Regions from separate parts of the Homo sapiens genome. Here region 2 is linked to region 1. The links are chromatin loops, found by intact Hi-C in ENCODE. Cell type or tissue: PC-3. All regions are shown on one strand.

The links. Peaks named below come from ENCODE experiments on the same cell type or tissue, not always from the same donor. Only the 100,000 strongest peaks of a DNase experiment are listed, where the experiment ranks them.
Region 2: a loop joins it to region 1, with 3 times the contacts of the local background. A loop is called at or near these places in 1 of 110 quality-filtered maps.

Annotation. Positions count from the first base shown.
Region 1 is chrX:29,228,554-29,236,553 of GRCh38, reverse strand. All of the region lies in intron 2 of IL1RAPL1 (interleukin 1 receptor accessory protein like 1), which reads right to left. Among named protein-coding and RNA genes, the nearest start is that of MIR4666B, 340 kb to the left of the region's middle. In PC-3, a CTCF peak has its summit at 4,580 (motif pointing right); a DNase peak (open chromatin) is centred at 6,573; H3K27ac peaks cover 1,314 bases.
Region 2 is chrX:29,614,906-29,622,905 of GRCh38, reverse strand. All of the region lies in intron 5 of IL1RAPL1 (interleukin 1 receptor accessory protein like 1), which reads right to left. Among named protein-coding and RNA genes, the nearest start is that of MIR4666B, 45 kb to the right of the region's middle. In PC-3, a CTCF peak has its summit at 4,994; a DNase peak (open chromatin) is centred at 5,405; H3K4me3 peaks cover 483 bases; H3K27ac peaks cover 1,267 bases.

The sequences.
Region 1 (8,000 bases):
AAAAAAAAGAAAAAAAAAGAAAAAGAAAGGAAAAAAAAAAAAAGAGAAGGAATAGAAGAATACAGCCTAAGACGGCTTGATATTTGCTGCTTACACCTACAGTTTATCTTTTTAGGTGGAAGTCAGTGATGGCTAGCACAAAGTATAGCCAGTCAACGCTAACCAGAAGAGAGCTCAATTTTCTCGCTAAAGATCTCACAGCATGGTCGGTCAGTCCCCCAATCCAACGTAAGTGTGACTTTAGTAACATTAATCACATCCTCATTCAATAAGGTCATAAAGAAGTTATTCACTTTTAAGTCTGTGAACTGAAGTAGTGTTTGAATATCTTTAAACAGGGACAAATATAATTTTATTTCAATTAAGACTTCTGATTACTTTTCCACGAAGTATTAGTATGTCTCCATGCAGAAGCATGATTTATTAGACTATAGCAACCCAAACAGTGGAGAAATTAGGAAGTCAACTGTATTCTCTATAAAATTGTTGACAAATGATTTGACCGATATTTCCATTGATGTGTGTGCTTGTTTGATGCTGCTTAAACACATCAATAGAGTACAGAAATCTTGCTTCTCGACATTATGTTCAATGAGGCATCAGGGCTGATTCATCAATTGACTTTCAAATGGAATCTGATGAAAAAGTGGCTGGCTGTGGCACAGATTCAGCCATACCTCCGGGAGAAAAGAGTGCACCAGTTTTAACATCAACATCAGTTCATTAACTCAAAGGCTGCCTAGCACATGTACTTCCTTATGCTATAGCATTTGGGATACTTTAACTAAATGGGTGATGTAAGAATCACTATATTTGCCTTTTTATGAATTGCTTTTATGATCTGTTCAATGCAAGAAACAAGACTCATTTGATGAAATTTTGCAAGTTGTTTTTTTAAAATCAGTTTTCCAATGTCAGTGTTTCTTACATAATTTGTTAACTCTCACCATTAAAACACACACATACCCTCACACAAATGACACAGGAATAGTGCTTGTTACATATGTAACAACCATGGAAGGTTTTTATATACTTACTTCTACCTTTTTTTTAAAGAATGAATTTAAGGTAACTTACCTAAATATAGCAGGAAAACATAAATTAGAAATTTGTAACGAGAAAAAAGGAAATACACAGAGACAGGGAACAAGGTCTGAACTAGAGTCAGTACAGATTGTCTCAACTAGAAGCTAATTCAAAGAGAAAAGCCTGGTCAGATAAAAACAATAACAACCGTTGATTGTTCAGTACCAACACAACTATTTCTAATATTAAGAAAAGTTTTCCATGGGTCTTCATAATGTTATGAAAGACGTCCATTATATTGTTCCTGCAGTAAGTGACCTCAGTGGCCAATATTTGGTTATTGTTCAATGTGACTGACTAATGCAGGGATCGACTCAATACAAACTCGAGAACTATGTATTCAAATTAGCCCCATTACTCAGATAACCAAACTGAGACCGGGAAGAAACTTGCTCAAGGTCATTTAGCAGGGGATGCGTAGAAGTGGACACTTTAAAAGTATCCATGCATCTCACTCTCCATCATGCTGCAAAGGCAGGAAACACAAGGGTGCCAGCTTCATAAGGCTGGAGGACAGGAAGGAAAGGTATATAGTAAAGGGCCTTAAATGTTATAATCATAAATAATACTTGTTGATCTATTGCATAGGCCAGGCACTGTGAAAATATGTTAAATGCATTGTCTTATTTAATATTCAATACAGTCTTGAGTGGTAAAAGTTATTCATGTTTTATAAATTGGAAAACCGAAGCTTAGTAAAGTCATACATCTTCCAAGAGATCACAAAGCTAGGAAATATTAGAGCTGAAATCTAAACCCAAGGTTTTACTCTAGAACCTGTATGCTGAAGCATTTTATTATATACCTTCCCTCTTCTTGTATCTGGAGGATGTCTCTGTAGGCAAGGGACCAGCAAAGGTTTTGATGTATGTGTAGGAGGACAGATGATATTTATTCATTGAGTCCATCAGTCAATATTTATAGCATGCATAAATGTTAGCGTTCTTCTAGAGATACAGCTTTGAACAAAACTCTATCTATAACCCTATCTCATGGAGGTTACATTATAGTCTGTTTATAAGGGAGATTACTTTGGCTGTCTTATGTAGGATAAGGAAGATGACTTTGGCTGTGTTATGTAGGATTTCATGGAGACGGATGAGCTAAGAGAGCTTCATTTGAAGGTTACTGCACTGATCCAAAGCAAAAGATAATGAGGACATTTATTGTTATTTATTGCTGCATAACAAATAACCACAAATTTAGTGGCTTACTTTATAAATATGTGCAACCATTATATATCCATAAAAATTAAAAATTAAAAAATAGTGCTTAAAACAACCTGAATTTATTATTTCACAGTTTTTGTGGGTCAGGAGTCCAAGTGCGGTTTAACTGGGTCCCCTGCTCCGAGTCTCACGAAGCAGTATTGAGGTGCCAGCCACGCTGCATTTATTTATGGAGCTTGGGTGCTCTTCCAAGCTCATGTGGTTGTTGGCAGCATTCATTTCCTTGTGGTTATAGATCTCTGTTCCTGCTAGTTGTCAGACAAGAGCCACTCTTTGCTCCTAGAGGCCACTTGAAATTCATGGCCACATGGCCCTCTCATGGGCCCGCTTACAACATGGCTGCTTACTTTGTCAAGGAGTACTTCATTCCTAGCAGGAGAATTTATCTCTTCAGGAAGAGCCCAGTTCCTAGTTTAGGGGCTTTCACCTGATAAAGTCAGGCCCACCCAGAATAATCTTCCTTTGATTAGCTCAAAATCAACTGATTTGCAGCCTAAATTATATACACAAAATTATCTTCCATTTTGCTGTATAACGTAACCTAGTCGGGGGTGTGGTATCCATCCTATTCATAGTCTCATACACACTCAAGGGAAGGGGATTTTACTGGGTGTGTACAACAGGGAGGCAAGAAACTCTGAGGGTCTTATTTTTGGCTCCCTGCTTACCACAGGACCTGACCTCATAATCCTCATTTTGCAAAGTATCCTGATGAATGATGCCAGATAGGTTTTAGAGGTAGAACCAACAGGAAACTGGGGGAAGGAGATAAGAAAAAAAGAAAGATTAAATAAGACTATAATCTTTTATTCTTAAGAAAATTAAAGGTAAGCCCCTTTAACTGAAATACACAATACAAAAACAGTGCAAAGATAACTAATTTGATTTGGGCCATGTTGAGGTGCCAGAAGAATATCAGGAAGTGATGTCCAGCAGGATCCTGGAGAAGAGAAGAAAAGATGTAGCGCTGGGGGAAGAAAACCTGGAAGTTACTTGAATAGCAGAGTCAGGTATAAATAGATGAGATTTCTAGGAGCTTGAGTACAGGGGAAGGAGGGATGACCCAGCATAAGAATGTTAAGTTGTGATAGAGTATCTTCAATTTAATTTAAAATATCAAACTTTTAAAATGCTTCTTTCGGCCAGGCACGGTGGCTCACACCTGTAATTTCAGCACTTTGGGAGGCCAAGGCCAGTGGATCACTTGAGGTCAGGAGTTCAAGACCAGCCTGGCCAACATGGTGAAACCCTGTCTCTGTTAAAAATATAAAAATTAGCTGGGTGCGGTGGCGGGTGCCTGTAACCCCAGCTCCAAGGGAGGCCGAGACAGGAGAATCACTTGAACCCAGGAGGTGGAGGTTGCAGTGAGCCAAGATTGGGCCACTGCATTCCAGCCTGGGCGACAGAGCAAGACACTTGCCTCAAAAAAAATAAAAAAGTAAAAAAAAATAAAAATAAAATGCTTCTTTTGACAATACACTTAAAATGTGGGCCTGGAAAAGTTAGTATCTTGGGTATCTTGCTCTCCTACAATCTTTTTTCTTCTCTCTAGGTATAACAGACAAACACTGTTGCTCAAATGTGTAACTCACCTTTATTACATTATAAAAGAAACATGTTAGGCAATCAGGAGGATGCTCGTCTGAGAGATGACTGTCAGATGATTGTAAATGTAAGTAGCATGATGTTGATTTTTGGCAATGCCCTAATCTGCCCAAGGCATTTGTTACGAACTGTTAAAAACTTCCAGAGTATATAAAAAATAGTAATGTATCTAGACTATAATTCTTTCACGCTATTTCTGCATTCTCTAATTGCATAAACTACTATTTAAGTCCTGAAATCTCTTTTACATTCAAATCCAAGGAACATATAGTAGGCATTAAAAAATATGTTTTAGTTACTAGCCTATATTTATGTCCCTAAAAATATAATGTGTGTTTTATTTTACGGTAAAATCATGTCTTATCATCTCTGTATCCATGTTTCATTTAAAGGAGTAGAACTACTTAAAAGTACAGACTCATTTATAAAATAAGAAATTATTTTTTTAAAACAAAAAGAACAAAAACAAAATTCACTAACATTTAATATATATTTAATGTAATATATTCAGAGTATATATCTACACTTAATTTCATTTATATTTAAATCTGTAATCTGATAAAACCATAAAGCCGACATTAAGACAAGATGCAACAGGCCTATATCCTTATCCACTAGATGGCTCTCTTATAATTCTAACTCATTATCTTGTTGTTCTAAGGAAAACTAAGAATTCACTCAAAGTATACTATGCCCAATCTTATCATTTGCTATGAATGCCATCCATAGCAACACCATTGAACCAAATGGAGAAAAACTCGAACTTTATGGCAAATCAGAAGTATGGCTTGTGAACCTTTATTGTTTAGCAGAGTTAGAAAATGACAGCTTTGCATGGTATACAGCAGTATTTCTAAACATGAGATCAGTAGATTCACACTGGGGGAGTCACCTACTGACTAACAATGTGTAGTTTGGGTTTCCATCTCACATCTCCCGAATCAGAATCACCTGGGGTAGGCGTAAACTAGGACTCTGTATAGTTACCAACTTTATGCACAAAGTTTGAGAATGCAGACCATGTCCAATGTCAATTAAGAAGAAACCCAGGGGAAGTATTATCCTGAAATGAATGCAAATTTCAATGTAAAGTTAGATAAGCCACCTACAGAAACAACCTCAAAGATTAAAGGAAAGAGATGTAAGAACAACCAACAGACACCACAAGGCTTTGTTGTAAATAAAACCAATTTTATGGTTTCACTCAGTCGTTAATTTGCCAAAATGTTCAACCTAAAACCAATATACAAGCTTCAGCGAACTCAGCGGGGTGGGTGCTTTTTATCAGAACCGGTTGCAAACTGCTGAGCAATATGGGATAAAAGCATTTGCACGGCTATAGTCTCACCCACAGAGATGATGTTTCTCATTTTGAAGGTCAGGCCATACATCACTGGCCCAATGTCAGAAAACATGCATCACCTCCACCTACACTGTGCCAGGTCAGTAAGAATATAAACAAAAGCAACTGCACAGAGCAGCCACCCTCTCAATAGCTCCATCCTCCTCAACCATCCTATCTGCAAACATGAAGCCAAAGAGAAGAATCCAGGTAGTGAAATTCAAGTCTGTTGCTTAAGACCAGAAATCCTAATATCTTGTAGCAGCAGATTCTGTTTTTTTCTGATGAATACAGGACAGACTTAACTTATAATACTGGATTACTTACAACAGCTCTCTTAAAAATGTCCCTGGGGCTTTGCCTATGTCTATTTCAGACTACCATGAGTTAGAGGCTCTCAGAGACTCCTGCTACCAGAGGTCTCACATATACGCTACAGGGCCCTCATCACAGAAAGTTCAAATTCCAGCTTCAGTCACATGTATTGCCTGTGGGGGATCACTAATAAAATAGGTGGTTGAAGAATGACCTGACCTAGTTGTAGGTCACTTCTTATTAACAATTTATTATGAATCACTTCATCAAATTAACTTGTGGTCATTTCATGGTTTTAGAAAGAAACTTTGGTAGGCCTAGAGATCCAGGAGAGAATGGGATGTGGGCTTTCAAGTTTTCAGTAGTATAAACGATTGTAGGAAGGGATGGGGAGATGAAATAGGCTGACAAAAAGCGCTGGTTGCCTGAGAGACAACAAGGTTTTTTTTTTTTTTTTTTTTTTTTTTTTTTTGGTAAAGGGACCATAATGATAGAGCATCTACAGGGGTCACAATAAAGTGAGTGGACTTGGGCAAAGGTTTTGATACTGTGGGGAGCAGACGCCTGAGAATGCTGAAACCACATCACCTAATTAACAGTACTCATTTTTCTACAGAATTCAAAATAAACTTTCAAACAATATGAAGCTTCAGTATGCCCTAAAGCTCCTAATTTAATACTTCTATATAATACAGTCAACTCCAAATCCTTTTGCACATATTTTCTTGTTTTTAACAGCTGGCTTCATCCCATTTCTTTAATACAGACTTACAGTGTATAGACATGCTTTGAAATCCATAAATGAGGCTGTCTTTATTTGAAATGAAGGCCTATCCTCTCAAAGACATTATAGCCAATAACTTCACAACAAATCAATCTCATGCAGACTAACTAGGTGAGTTATATGTCCATTATAAATTTCTTGTGATGGGTTGAGTCATTTAGCACGAAGGCTAAAAGGCTTAGAGCAACAATACAATGTTATATTCAATGCCACGTCAGCCAGTGGCCATGGATGCTCAGTAAATAGCAGTGTGCTGTGACTGATCATGTATCACACAGTTTGCAAGTACTGAAGATATAATAAGCTAAGTCAAGAAACAAAGGGAGTTTGGATTGTTTTTCTTACATTAACATGAAATACCCCAGATCACTTTAATATATATTCTGAAAGCATAAGAAAGGGTGGCTAATTAAAAAATATATATTTGATAATTCAGAACATCTTCCTTAACAAGCAGAGCTGTTTTGTGCTGAGAAATTTATGCTGGCATTGCATGCGAGGCATAAACTTTCATGACAGCAGGCAGTGTGAACGGAACCAATCTGATTGAGAAACAGATCCAGAAATATCCAAAGGAGAATTACATAGCCACCTTTCTCTCCACACCTTCCATGAGATGAACTTTCAAGTTTCCTGTACAAAAAAGGAAAGTTGCTTTTCTTCTTTCCATAAAGTGGTATAGCAACTTTAGTGGTAGAAATACATTTGAGATAGAATGAATTATTCAAAAGCTTAGACAAATCACAGGTACTATTTTTCAAGGTACACTTTAGAGAGTTTTTTTTTTTTAAAAATTATCATACAGAATGGGTTAAGACCAATAATTTCTTTTATGAAAATTCAAAATGTAATTTTCTGCAGAAAATTTAAGGCTAAAGCAGAGTTTCCAACACTTTTCAATTTTGGAAATTAGCATCATAAGAAGAGAACAAAGACTGACATTGGGTTTCTAATTTTTTGTTTCACCAAAACAAAAATACAAACAATGAAAGGGAAACGATGCCAATGAAACAGTAGGCTAACTGAAATATAATAAAGAACACTTCTTTAAAAGGAGAAATTTAATTTTATGAAAAAATGTATTGTATGTTGCTTATTTTTCTCATTCTGCCTCAAACTCATGCATGCCCTATCTTCCCTGGAACTTGTCCTTGGATGGGCCTTTAGAAACCCAGAGTTGAATATATGTAACCTCACAGCTCTTACTAAAGAAGCCAGTAATTGCAGCCCACCTCTACTGGCCACCACCCACGCACATCCAGAGTGGGCTGAGAAGTGCCTTGGAGCAGAGCAGGAAAGAAGTCCTTGAAATTTGGTGATCTTCAGGCAAGGCAACAAGGCAGATAGGGAATACGGATGATAGTGAAACAAAACAAATTGCATCACAAAAACACAGGCAGCAAAAGCCAGTCCACGGAAGACTACAGAACAAACTATTTAGCTTCCTCAACACATATACTGTTTAAATAAAAGAAAAAGATAAAGGAAGAAACCTATAGATTAAAAGAAACTTAATAGATTTTAAAAATTAGGCAAAACTGGCCAGGTGCGGTGGCTCACGCCTGTAATCCCAGCACTTTGGGAGGACGAGGCGGGTGGATCAGGAGGTCAGGAGTTTGAGACCAGCCTGGCTAACATG
Region 2 (8,000 bases), 390 kb before region 1:
AGAACTAAAAAAAGATATTCATATTCTATATATTTGTGTTCAATTATAAGCCCATATCAAGTGTGTGGTACAATAAATTGATGTTTTTAATAAATCCCACAATTTTCTTCTAATAGTACAATATATGTCATTTTATGGTAAATGAGTTAGTAAATTACACAGAACCATTATAAATATAATATTTGATACTGATTTGGCTTGTAATTAAAAAAATACTCTTCAGAAATAGTAGTGGTCTTGGGTTATCTAACTGTTAAGAGGCCATAGGTGAAGTGACATGCTAAGGTGACATGGCCATGAAGGAATGGGACTGGAACTGGAGCCCCAGATTCAAATCCAATGTAGCACGAGGTCCCTGCAGTTATGCATATTGATCTTAGGAACCCAGTGAAACCATATTCTGGTTGAAGTAAGAGATTATGTCTTACATGTCTATACCTACCCATCCCTCCAGTACAATATATTGCACACAGCAGATGTATATTAAATATATGTCTGGTTCATTCATCAGTTAAATTCCCCAGTAATTTGGAATGAGAGCAAACCAAGAAAATAATCACTTAAACACAACTTAAAGTCAGACAAAACAATGAATTGTCAGAAGTCAAATATCCAAACCACAGAGATTTGATCCACAATTGTGATGTCAATGAATGAGAAATATTTAATACAATAACACATTCAGGCCTATGCTATTGATTACCACAAGTAGAGAGCTATAATTATAAGCTTATCTAAAGTCAATCCAGGCCTAAAACCCCATTTAAAATTCAGTTCTGGCAGATCACTGGAATATTATTCAGACATAAAAAATGAAATCCGTCTTTTGCAGCAACATGGATGGAACTGAAGGTCAATATGTTAAGTGAAATAAGCCAGCACAGAAAGACAAATATTGAATGTTCTCACCCATATGTGGGAGCTAAAAATGTGGATCTCAAGAAGATAGCATATTGGTTGTTACCACAGCGTAGGAAGGAGAAGGAGATAAAGAGAGATTGGTTAATGGGTCCAAATATAGAGTTTGATAGAAAAAAATAAGACCTAGTATTTGATAGATCAGTAGGGTGACTACAGTTTACAATAATCTACTGTATATTTCAAAATTGCTAGAAGAGAATATTTCATGTATTTCTAGCATAAAGAAAATATAAATATTTAAGGTGACAGATATTCCAATTATGCTAATTTTATCTTTACAAATTATATGAATATATTAAATTGTCATGTGTACCCTTAAAAATGTACATCTATTACATATCAGTAAAAATTACATTTAAATAAAGGAAAAGATAAGCAAATCAGAAAAAATCTACACTTCTCCCATAAGTATGAACAGCATAACTCTGAGAACTTTCTTTTTTCACTTGGGTAATTAATTTAATTTTCAATATTTTATTGATAGTATAGACCTAGACTTATTCTCAAAGAGGAAAAAATGAGAAAAATACTCATGACATACAGATATAAAATATGTATCATATATATCCAATTACACAAATGCAGCCATATATTTATATACCTTTATGCATTTATTCTATATATATGTGTACATATACTCATCTGCATCCATATACTTATACATGTTCATGTATGTTTTGTATGCATATAAATATATACACATGTATGTATATATGGAACATATTGTTTTAAACTGCTAAGCAATAATGTAACCTAAATTTAATTTTAATGTGGATTTTTACTTTGGAACCTCTTCTCTATTGTTATATACCAATCTTTATTAGTTGTAACCACTTGAAGTACATTTAAAGAATAAAAACTTGCTTATGCCTATTAAGAAAAATTTTAAATTACTAAGATATGTTCTTAACATCCACTGTAAGCAGAACATCTCAAGTTGTTAGGAGTAATCATAGCCATTTTTCATTTCAATAATCTATGGCAATTACCACGTACTGCAAGAGAATTCTTTCTATTTAAAGAAGGTTCTAACAAAGGAGAGTTCCAGCGATATAGAAAACAGCCCTTTGTTAACTTATAGCAATGACCCAGCTATGGCAAAAGCCATATTAAAGTATTTAACAGACAACCCAAGTTAAGAAAGACTGACGTAAGTAAGTCACTGATAATATTTCAAAGGATATTTTCTACTCATATGGAATGAGTAAAATATTTTTTCTCTCCAGGCATTTTTATTTGTCTTCTTAAAATCAACTATCCCAGGCCACTAGTTCAACGCTTACTGAAGGTTTCTTCTACAAGTAATGGCGGCCCCCATCAACTGACAGCTGCTGCATTTTATTTGTCTGAGTTCTGTCTTTATTGTCTTATTTAGTAAACTAATAATATCAACAATATTGCAGTATTTTAAAACATTTTTAAACATAATGTCTACTTCTCAAAAAGGAAATAGCTAGTCAAGTGGGAAGAGGAAATGGGTTACTTTAATACATTTAAAATTAAATATGACTGTACCTTTTCTATGTTTAGATACACAAATATCATTGTATTACATCTGCCTACAGTATTCAGTACAGTAACATGCCGTGCAGGTTTATAGCCTAAAAGCAATAGGCTATACTATATAGCCTAGATATTCAGTAGGCTAAAACATATAGGTTTGTGTAAGTACACTCTAGGATGTTCACACAAGAATGAAATTGCTGAACGACGCATTCTTCAGAACACATCCCTGTGGTTAAGCAGTACGTAACTGTATAGACTATTGTCTTAAAGCTAGTCATCATTTAGGTTTATTGGAGGTGTAGCTCTGAAAACGCCACGAGAAATTTTGATATGATAAGTAACCACTAGAAACTGGATTCACAGAACAAATGAGAAAGGAGCCCTCACATTTTGACCCTTACATTTAATTTTTTGTTGTTCCACAAAGATAGGGTTTCAAAACTTCCACCATATCCAATAGGCTTGGCCTCTGATATACATGAATTATTTAGCCCATATATGAATCACTTATGTCAGATATTATGTTCAGTTCTAATAAACTGAATGTGAAGGAGGGAAAATTGTCCAAAAAATTGTACAAAATAATATCAATATGAAGCCTTTTTTCCTGTGGAAGCCTTTCAGAAAATGTAGTTATGATTTCAAAACTTTGTTTATGTCTCTTCAATGCATGAAGTATTAACAAAAAAACAGCTCACACATTTTAATTTAAAATTTTATTATGATCATTGATATCAGTTGCAAATTATTAAAACTGGAAGGTATTGAATGAAATCAAGAAAACTACTGGCTCTAGTGGCATTGATTAGCATATCCTTCCCCTCTAAATATATCTGTCTATTCTAAGGAGCTATATAATGCACAGAAACACAATTTTAAAGTGCTTTTGTAGTAACAGAATGTATTCATAGCTGAACTTATGTCTTTGGCACTCAAAAAAGATGCAGATGGGCTATAATTCATAGGGTCTATATATCTTCCAAGTTTATTTGTTTGTTTGCTTTATTTCATATCTGCTTCCAAAAAAGATTTTGAGATAGATTATAATAAAGAAAACCCATGCAATAAGCTTGTTTAAATGAAGATAAATTATCAAAAGCATCCTAGTAAGGAGTAGGAGAAATGATTATTGGGGTTGGGGTGAAGAATATATAATTATACAAGAAATACTAGCTAAGAATAGTTACTGTAATTATATACTAAATTTAGTCTGTACTTCCTGGAAGCCAAGACAAATTTTTAAAAATCAGGATTAGTTATATAGCTCTAGTTGCATATCAGTTCATCGGAATATACAAACCCAAGCACTAAATCGAAGGGGAATAGATTTCTTAAAAACATGATTTTTTCCACGAAGACCACTCAACAACATGATGTATGACATTTTAAATATTCAATAGGGTTCTAGAGAAGTCACTGAAACATTCTGCAGTTGACCATTTTGTATGTCAAACATTGATAGAAAGCTAAAAATGATACTGTTTACTGTGGCTCAGCAAGCTGTACATTATAGACCTACAAGAGTTCCATCTGCAATAATTTTAAATTTGGCAGCTAATGTACTTGAGAAAAAATTAAAACAACTCAAATAGACTAAAGGAGTTAGATTATATGAGGATCTAGATACTTCAGATTAAGATAATGACTTCATTACCTAGTGTGATAGGCTGATTCCTGGTCCCCAAAGATATCCAGATCCTAATCCCTGGAATTTGTGTTGCCTTATAAGGTAAAAGGGACTTTTTAGACATGACTAGGTTAAGGATTCTGAGATGGGAAGATTATCCTGGATTATATAGGTGGGCAAAATTTAATCACACATCTCCTCCTAAGACGGAGGCAAAGAGAGACTTGACTACAGAGACAAAAGTCATTGGGACGACTGCAACAAGAGGGAAGACGAGGCTAAGAAAATGCAGCCTCTAGAAGCTGGAAAAGGCAAGGAAAATGATTTTCCCCTAGATCCTCCGGAGGGAGCACAGCCCTGTTGACACCTGATTTTAGACCAGTAAAAGTGATTTCGGACTGCTGACTTCCAGACATGAAAAAAATTAAACGTGTGTGGCTTGCAGTCACTAAGTTTGTGGCAATTTTTAAAGCAGTCATAGGAAACTAATCCATCTAGGATTACATGAAAAATATTATCTTACAAAAGATATAAATATTTGAAAGTATTATGTGTCATAGGACACTTACCTAGTATGCAAGGAAATCAATTGTTGAGTGCTTGGGAGAGGGAAGAAAACCTAAAGGCTAATGAGCAATTTTGTATCTAATATTAAAATCCTAAGAGAATACTTTCAGCCTAGTTATGAATTCTTTTGGTTTTTCTTATTATTATATTTTAGATAACATTTACAGAATTCTTTTGTTGTATTTTAGATAATGCTTTCACAGTATTCTCTTGCAGTATTCTTTGGGAAATTAAGTAAATGGCTGACTCTAGAATATAAGACCCAGTGGGAAAAGAAGGCCTCTTCCTAGGCTCCGGGTAGAAAGATTGGATCTTTATGTAATTTGCATAATCTGTAGTTTGCAGTGCCGCTGAACCAGCAGCAGGTGACACCATTCTTATTTGAGAGCTGATTTCTTTCCATCAAATCTCAATGTTGGAAGCAGTAAAATAGGCAAGGGACAACAGATTTTCAACTGAAATGTATTAATAGGGATCTAGGGAGTGAAGTGGACTACCTCGGGCATTCTTACTTAAATAACTGATGAAAACAACTCTAGGAACGCTAAAGAAACAAATGCAGTAGTGCATAACCATAGAGAATCCTGGTCTGTTTTTCACGAGGTTGAGGCAGGATTGTCCATTGCAGACACATGAGCTTTAGTTTAAGAACTGGTTCATCAAGCCTCTAGTGAAGTTTCTTTCGTTGCCGGCTTTTCAATACAGGGCTCAGACTGCCCAGTCCCACTGTTGGCTGCTCACTAATGCATGACAGTTAATAGCTCCTGACCTAAATAAACTGCGAGAGATTCATTGACTCACCAGAGATTGCTGTCATTAAGGACTGTGCTTCCTTTCTGTTCCCAGAGGACTCTGCATCTAGCCCTGCACATTTCTCATATTGCACTGAAGTTACTCACTTATGTTTCCTCTATATTCATCTTGGCTCACTTAGTTTTGTATCTCTAGCAACAACATAATGCCTAGTGTTTAGAATAAGCTGAATAAATACTAGCTCTATCAATGAATGAAAGGAAACTCTGAATAAACCTTCTTCAGAATTCTTAAGAAATCATTATCCAGAACAATTAAATCCTGGGCACCTTTAGGCTAATAGGGAATTTTACAATTCAGGGATGAGGCTGTAACCAGTTGAACCCACTAATCGATCTTGGCATCATTAAAAGAGTGATGATAATCAGACAGTGAGTCAGCGCTACATGCTCCTATATATCCTGTGGCAGTTCTCTCACATCATTGGGGTTGCTTGGACTGGAGGCTCCATGAGGACAGGGACTTGTTCTTAGTGTTGTATTAGGAGAATACAGCGTAGTGCCTGCTGTATAAATGATCAATAAATGGTTATACAATTAATGAGTAAACTTAAAAGACAGACTTCCAAAAGAAAAAAACTGATAATAGAGATATAAAAAAAGAAGCCCTTATAACAGTCTAGGTAAAAATGACAAAAGCAATGAATCCATTCCCCTTTCAAGTGCTTTTCCACCTAAACTGTGGGCTTTGCCACCCTCAATAGAGTTCCCCAGTCAGCATCGTCTCCTGTGGCAAGTTTAGTGCACACCTCTCAGGTACTATGGGATAGACTTTCCTCCTACATGACCACTCCCACTTGCCTGGCTTCCCTAAAGAATCCCTCCTGGTAGGGACATGGATGAAGCTGGAAACCATCATTCTCAGCAAACTACTACAAGGACAAAAAACCAAACACCGCATGTTCTCACTCATAGGTGGGAATTGAACAATGAGAACACATGGACACGGGAAGGGGAACATCACACACCGAGGCCTGTTGTGGGGTAGGGGGAGGGGGGAGGGATGGCATTAGGAGATATACCTAACGTTAAATGACGAGTTAATGGGTGCAGCACACGAACACGGCACATGTATACATATGTAACTAACCTACACATTGCGCACATGTACCCTAAAACTTAAAGTATAATATAATAAAAAAAAAAAAGAATCCCTCCTGGATCATCCAGTTGTGCCCATTCATACTGTTTTCCTCCAAATCAGTGCTACGATGAGTCTAAAGTGACCCAGAATGAACATGAAATACTACATTATGCCACTAACATTGATAGCTATACTATAGAAATAAACCAGAAAGAATCTTGAAGACTTTGCTTCTCTTGGCATCACAAGATGAGTTTTCTCATTTTCTGCTCCAGTATCCAGTGATACTTTTGGGACCCTGTCTCTGTTCCTACAAAAACGGCATGTGTGATTTCTAGAATATGATGATCTCTGCAAACTCCATTAAGCCTCACTTATTGGAGGGTCCCTTTAATGCCCATCCCTTCAAAGCACCTTGCCCACAATCTAGCAGTGAGATCAAGTGTAGGCATAAGATGTTGGAACCACACATTTTACAGATAAGAATCCTAGGCTGCCTCCCCCAACCTCTACTTCAAGAACTCTCTCAGAACAATCCTTTCTGTACTTCTACAGTGCTTTGACTATAAAGGAGAAACAAAAATAGATACATATTATTTTTATGATTAAAATATTATGCCACATAATACTTTGGGTATATACTATTTAGGTGTGTTTTTCTTCAGCTTAATTTGGATTGAAAAACTTTTTTTTTTAAGTTTAGTAGTTCATATATGTAAACTGTTAAGGCAGAGTGAACTGCTCACTTCTTCCTCCCTGAGTTACCTCCGTGAGACAAATCCTACTGTGGGATGTCCTGGAACTACCATGTATCTTTGCCCTCACTTAGTTTCCCAAGAATTGTTGAAAGCCTTTGCTGCAGTGGTCTGGGCAGGTGTGCTGTTGCTGCTGCAAAGCATACCCTCAGAGCTGAACTGCTTAGGAAGCTAGCAGAGAACTTTTTTCTCCCGTCCCCTCTCCTCGCCTCCCCTCCCCTCCCCTCCTCTCCTTTGTTTTTCTTCAGCTTAATTTGGATTGAAAAACTTCCTGTTCTTAAGATTCACAAGCAATGGATATTTTTGATGGAAATAATCTTCTGTTAAACCATATATAGTAACTCCTTGGAAAAGTCGTAATATTAGGCCAGGCCACACTACATTTTCTTCTCTGTAAGGAGATTTAGACTTACATTTGTTTTTCGATTTTTCCCGTGTGTGATACTCACATTTAGAAGAGCTATAAAACAGGGGCTTTTTGTATATACACCTATATTTTGCATCCTTCATTTAAACAATAAACTGTAATCTTTAGGTTGTTGGAGGTAGTGATTAATTTAGTAGAGCACCTTTGGGTACATGTCTATACATCTATGTATCATCCAGCAAGATTTTAGAATTCTGAGAACTTTGAAAATTATATTATTGTAAAGATTTTTTTTTTTTTTTTGAGACGGAGTCTCGCTCTGTTGCTCAGGCTGGATGGAGTGCAGTGTCGCGATCTCCGC